2 separate regions of the Homo sapiens genome follow, and region 2 is linked to region 1. A link is a contact called in ENCODE Hi-C or POLR2A ChIA-PET data. All regions are on one chromosome and are shown on one strand. The core of a region is the stretch at or near the end of the contact, and the rest is flanking DNA. Distances in the headings are between cores, read along the strand shown. Region 1 holds the start of NUS1 (NUS1 dehydrodolichyl diphosphate synthase subunit). Region 2 holds the start of CEP85L (centrosomal protein 85L).

What was found. Hi-C counts contacts between places; a loop is a spot of excess contacts on that map. ChIA-PET counts read pairs that join two places held with the same protein, here RNA polymerase II (POLR2A). Pooled maps may share reads with other maps.
Region 2: a map of B cell shows a loop between it and region 1 (24-fold over the local background). The contact joins the promoter of CEP85L here to the promoter of NUS1 in region 1. A Hi-C loop is called at or near these places in 2 of 168 maps with a recorded cell type or tissue (B cell and naive thymus-derived CD4-positive, alpha-beta T cell), 2 of 37 single-sample maps with no recorded cell type and 13 of 50 pooled maps. POLR2A ChIA-PET finds 5 or more read pairs at or near these places in 1 of 52 experiments (activated CD4-positive, alpha-beta T cell).

The regions. Positions count from the first base shown.
Region 1 is chr6:117,673,867-117,677,024 of GRCh38, forward strand. It overlaps NUS1 (NUS1 dehydrodolichyl diphosphate synthase subunit), which reads left to right and starts at 1,603. Exons shown (of 5, transcript NM_138459.5): 1 at 1,603-2,219. The coding sequence starts at 1,805. LOC101927919 (a long non-coding RNA gene) reads right to left here and starts at 1,418. Exons shown (of 3, transcript NR_110854.1): 1 at 1,231-1,418; 2 at 781-969; 3 at 1-216.
Region 2 is chr6:118,650,017-118,653,174 of GRCh38, forward strand. It overlaps CEP85L (centrosomal protein 85L), which reads right to left and starts at 1,575. Exons shown (of 13, transcript NM_001042475.3): 1 at 1,181-1,575. The coding sequence starts at 1,253. RefSeq lists silencers at 959-1,268, 1,469-1,928.

The DNA of each region.
Region 1 (3,158 bases), core at 353-2,852:
GCAACATAGTCGGCATGGGGGGTGGGGTGGGGTCTGCAGAATACGTGGCCAAATCTCAATGGGACACTGGTGTCTAGGGAGCTTCCTTAACAAGCATCATGTAGCTGCATAAACTACAGCAATGGGCAGTGAGGAAGAAGACTGTAGGCTTCCCTGATCATGGCCTTTCGCCTCTCCTTCTTTGTCCATCATCAGAGGAGCTACCGCAGAGGAGACCTGGAGAGAAAGAAGTGTGTGAAGGGTGTGCCTGGTGCCCAGCCCTCAGTTCTTCAGGCTGCACTGCCAAAGGGAGGAAAATTGCACTGCGAAAGGGAGATGGACATGAGATTCAACTTTTAAAGTAAAGTTAAATGAGTCTTAGAAACCAAAATGAGACTAGTTGAAAAAGTGACAATGTTAGAAAAATTAAGTCACATAGCCAAGACGTGAACAGATGTTTCCCAGGGGGAAAAAGAGGCTTTAGCGAACAAAGAATAGGTAGGTATTACAAAAACGCAACTGTTTACACACACACACGTGTGTAAATATGTGTGTATACGTGTGTATGTGTACAGTTGCATTTTTGTAATACCTCCCTAATCTTTATATATATACTTATATAAATATAAATGCAAATAATATAAATATTATTGTTGCACACACACATATATATGATGATAGAGGATGTAGCATGTAGGATAAACCTTGAGAAATGGGTTGGAATGTCGGCAATACCAAGTCGGGAATCAGGAATTCAGGAGAAGAGCTTGAACAAAAAGGGCAAAGACAGTACAGACTTACCGCGGGGAAGTACAAAACCATTCTAGAGGACCACGTCGAAGTCCACATGGACAGAAACATTAGGGTGTTAAAGGGGATGATAAGGCTTGGATGGGCAGTTTGCTTCAAATAGTGGCGGTCATTGAAGTCAGGCACAATTTCTATTTTTTTTCCCCACTGTAAACCTAACCCACGGCGGTTGGTCAAAGTCTTGCCGAATAAAAAAAAAAAAAAAAAAAAAGAATTAAGTGACTGGACTGCCAAGCTGTAGAGCCTCTATTAAGCAATGTACAGCCAGGAAAGGATACCTTAGATGAGAATGACATGGGTAGAGGGGTGTTTCAGGAACATGGCTAAAGAGCCTCGCTCCCAGCCTCAGCCGGGAGGCTGAATAAAGGACAGTAGCAGGATCACTCCAGCCTTTGAGGACACTTTTGGAAACCCTGGTGGATTCCCAGCATCAACACTTACTGAGGGCTGCTTTCCATCCCTAGGTTCTTTCCGGCATTTGTAATTTCCAATCCACTTAGGACACTTCTACTCCTCAGAAACCGTTTCTGTCGGGGCCGTGAGAGGAGACAGTATAAGACTTCCTGGACCCAAGGGACGCCGGGTCCCCTGGAAGCGCCCATCGCATTGAAGACCACGTGTGCCTTGCTGGGGTCCCATTCAGACAAGTCCCGGGTCGTTCGCTCATCGCCCTCCACGCGACCAGGGGGCGCCCGCGGTATCGGCCCGGCTAGTTCGCAGGCGTGCGCCTTCCCTCACTGCGCCGGAACGGGCCACGTTCTCGGACCCAGAAGCCGCGTCAGAATTCCACGCTGGCCAATCGGAACTGTCCATGTACTACTGGGGGCGGGGCTGCCAAGGGAGGAGGAAGATGGCGGCGGGGGCGAGGTGAGGTGTTGGCAGTGGAAAGGGGTTCGGGCTCGGGGGGCGGGGGGACGCGGAGCGATGGCCCGCGCCGGCCGCAGGGGCGGATAAAAAGCCGTCGCGCTGCGGGAGTGGGCGGGAGGGAGAGGGGGTGTCTGAGGGCCACAAGAGTATGACGGGGCTGTACGAGCTGGTGTGGCGGGTGCTGCACGCGCTGCTCTGTCTGCACCGCACGCTCACCTCCTGGCTCCGCGTTCGGTTCGGCACCTGGAACTGGATCTGGCGGCGCTGCTGCCGCGCCGCCTCTGCCGCGGTCCTAGCGCCGCTCGGCTTCACGCTCCGCAAGCCCCCGGCAGTCGGCAGGAACCGCCGTCACCACCGGCACCCGCGCGGGGGGTCGTGCCTGGCAGCCGCACACCACCGGATGCGCTGGCGCGCGGACGGTCGTTCCTTGGAGAAGCTGCCTGTGCATATGGGCCTGGTGATCACCGAGGTGGAGCAGGAACCCAGCTTCTCGGACATCGCGAGCCTCGTGGTGTGGTGTATGGCCGTGGGCATCTCCTACATTAGCGTCTACGACCACCAAGGTGAGGCCCGGTGCGGTGGTGGGGGGTGGCCGAGGCGTCTTGGACCGCTAGACCGCTGGTCTGGCGGGTGGTGCCCATGGCACGAGTTGCCGCGGCCTCTCTGCAAATCACAGCGCTAGCGCTTTCGAGGAAGGGAGATCAGCTTTATTGAACACCTACTAATTCTCTGGATTTGACTCAGTAGCTTTTTAACATTTTAAAAATATCCCTTGGCCGGGCGCGGTGGCTCATGCCTGTAATCCCAGCACTTTGGGAGGCCGAGGCGGACGGATCACCTGAGGTCGGGAGTTCGAGACCAGCCTGACTAACATGGAGAAACCCCGTTTCTACTAAAAATACAAGTTTAGTCGGGCGTGGTGGCATATGCCTGTAATCCCAGCTACTAGGGAGGCTGAGGCAGGAGAATCGCTGGAACCCGGGAGGCGGAGGTTGTGGTGAGCCGAGATCGCGCCACTGCACTCCAGCCTGGGCAACAAGAGCGAAACTCTGTCTCAAATAAGTAAATAAATAAATAAAAATAAATAAAAAATCTCTTATTCGTTATAATACTGCAGTAATGTAGATGGTATTTGTATACCCTTGCCAAGGTTTAAAAACATTAACTGATTTGCCCAAGGCCACAAGATCGTAATGGGGCCACAAAGATCGGAATGAGGATATTGGAATTTTAGCCATTCTGTGCTTTTTCACAATCTTTGCCTTTGGTTACACCACACTGTTTCTTTAAGAGAGCTTCCAGGCGCTGTTCTTAAGTCGCAGTGAGGCTATAGAGGACTTAGGCATGGGCTGTGTGATAGGTACTGCAAATGGGAGCGGTGGGGGTCAGGTGGTATTTGAACTGGGTTTATGAAAAATATGTGAGAGATTGGATAGGCAGAAAAGAAAATGGTCCCTTTCTGTCTTGGAAGGCTGGGATGGTTTGTGATCCTTCATCATCAG
Region 2 (3,158 bases), core at 325-2,824, 980 kb after region 1:
TAAATAGCAGAAAATATTACCATCAAAAGACCCCTTTCCAAATGCTGCTTCTGCTTTTTTGTTTTGTAAATAACAGCTTTGGAAATGTATGCAAAAATATCTCTAAGTTACACAAGTCGAGCTCAAACACTTTGTGGAGCAAGGTTACTTAACAGGAGTCCCAGAAACAGCTAAAATTGTAGGGAAAATTTTGCGTATGTATATATGGCATTGTTTTTTCTGCGCAGAATGTCCATATAACTCAGTTTCTCAAAAGGCCTCAAAACTCAAGATTAAAAGTGCCTGGAAAGACCATCATCTTTAGAGAACATATCACAGGCAACCCAAGACTTATTTTTTATCCCAAGTTAGGGGAGGATTTATCCTAATTTTGTGGCTCCTACACAACTTCTGAGCGACGCAAGCATGAAATGGCTGTCCGATACAAACAGACCCCTTCAGATACGGAATGCAGCAAACCCCTAATTTTCCTTGAAGGGGCCACGGAAAGCCAAACGGATTCGTAACCCGGTTGCTCAATGGTCCATTGGCTACTGCAGGACGCGCCCTCCTCTTACGCCGCAGGGGCTGCGGGGCGGCGACCAGGTTCCTCCGAGGGGCTGAAGTTCCCTTGGGGGTGGCTGAGAGCGGCCGCATCTCTGGCAGCATCCTCCCTCCCGAAAACGCGCCCTAAAAGTAGCGGCTGCGGGCGTGGGCACAGCCAACCCCAGCCTGCGCCTACCAGAAGTCGGGAGGGCGCGGAACTGCGGCCCCTCCGAGACGCGCCCGGGCCGCCGCCGCAGCACTGTCGCAGCGACCTTCCCGCCCGGGTCCCCGCGAGCAAACGGGCAAGCCCCGTTATCACGCAGGTCACACACCCCACGAGTAAAAGGAAAAAACCGGGCAGACAATAAAGCCCAACCCGCGGGGGCCCAAGCGAGCTGGAAGTTGGGGGCGCTGGGGCTGCAGCCCAAGGAGGAGCGGCGGGGACGACGGGATGCGGGGCTGATGCGCCTGGGACGCGGCAAGCCATATGTCAGCCCGGGTGCTGACAGCGGGGAGGACACTGGGCACGCGGCGGCGTCGGGGAGGCGGCCGGGGTAAGACAGGCCTGAGGCGGGAGGGGAGCGGCGGCGAGGTCCCGAGGCGCCGCGGTCGGCCGTGACCCCCACCCCAGCCGGGGCGCTGTCCCGTTCCTTACCGGCAGGGAAGCTGCGGGCTCCGCCGGGGCTATCCCGGCCGCTGGCCTCCGGAGCCAGGAAGCGCCCCCACATCGCGGGCGAGAGGGCCGGGTGGGCCAGGGACGCCCGACTCCTCACGTCCGTCCTCCTGCTTCTTCGGCGGCGGAAACTTGCGCGGAGCGTGGGCCTCGGCGACACGGGCAGGAGGAAAGGCGGGATGGCTGGTTAACGGCTGCTCAGCTACGGGCGGGGAGCGCAGGGGCCAGATTCGCCGCACTGCCGGCGCCTGCCATGGCCAAGCCGGCTGGGCTGAGGCCCGCGCCGGGGAAGCGGCGACTCGGCGGTGACGGCTGCTAGATCCCCGGCTGAGCCCAGGCTCAAAGGCTCCAGGCGAAGTTGCAGCTGCGGGTTCTCTCCGCCCCCTCCGCCGGCAGAGCCAGAGCCGGGGCTGGGGCCGCGAGGGGGCGGGGCCTCGGGCAATGACTTCAGGCGTGCGCGGCGCCGCGCGGGGCGGGGACTGCGGGGGGCGGGGACTGCGGGGGGCGGGTGAGCTACCCCGACCCCGCTTCGCCTCCTTGGCGGCGACTGGGCTGTCCCGCCCTCCCGCCGCATCCCTCTGTCTCCATCCTCCCGCCCTGCGAGTTGAGTAGAGGGCAGCGACTTGGCCTATTTTGCGATACTCGCCCCTCCCTTGGGTAATCCCTCACGCCCTCCCTCCGGGCACCTCTGTGAAGACACGTGGAAGACCTGCCCCTGGCGTCACAACCGCTCGAGATGAAAAAGCCAAGCCAGGGCGCGGCTGAGGGGGCTTCCAGCCTCCCTTGGAATTAGGATTGGGATTTAAATCCTCATCTGTATTCCTTCGTTTATAGATTACTTTAGGGGCAGAAAAGGGGTGGTTTTCCTTTACTAATTTAATGGGGGCGTGGGGGCAACACAGGCACCAGAATATAGCACCGGGATGTGCACCGGAAAAGGCCCGGGGGTAATTAGTACCCGAGGGGGAGAGGGGCCGTCATTGTAATCGCACAACGTTTCAGATTAGCAAGCAGAAAGTAAAAATGGCACCAAAGTCTGTAAAGGGAGCCCTTTCCTCCTTGCCCCCTACTCCTTCACGTTCTTCCTCTTCTTGGCCAGTTTCCACCCTTCACCTGAACCCTTAGTGCAGGAGGAGACGTCCTAAGGAAGGGCGAAAAGGGACAGCATCGTTTTATTTTTAAATCTTACTTCTCACTGGCAATATGGTGATGCTTCCAACGTTTAGTTACGAACTAGTTCGTATAAAAAATTCTGGGCCAGCACTGTGGTGGGAGGCGGGCTCTGCAGTAGGCCCATCACTCAGAGGTAAGTCGGAACGCAGGTCGCTTAACTAGAGAGGCTTTGAGTTCCGCTTTTCCTGTTCTGGAATCTTGCTAACAAAGGCCTCATATTTGCATTTTTCCCTTAAAGACATTTTAATTGGGAAATACTACTTAAAATTCTTGGAAGTTAAATTAGATTTAGGTGTGTGTTCTATCACTTACCACATCCGTGTTGTAATTTATCTGATTGGAGTTTTACATTTAGTCTCCCTGTGGTAGACTTCCAATTATTTCTCCAAATCATGTAATGTTAGCCAAGGGTCAGCTGTTTCTGATGATAAAAAGATACAGAAACATGAAAGACGAATGTGATTGGTTCCTTTTTATTATTTTAATGTGCACTAGCTCGTTTTATCTAACACTTGAAGAGGATAGATTTTTTTAAGTCCCAAAAAGAAAATTAGCAGAAGCTATAGCACTATGTATAGATTTTTTTTTCATGCTTTGTAGTTACCACAGTCTCAGGAACAGAATTTTTGAAATTCATTTGTGATGCAGTTCTAAGAAGTGTATAAAATATTACAGAAATATCTTGGCCTTTGCGAGTTTAAAATACACTTATTATTTCAAAACTGCCAATTTCCTAATTCTAAACAGTGTTTAAAGAAAATCGTTTACTCGGGTTTTCTACATCTTT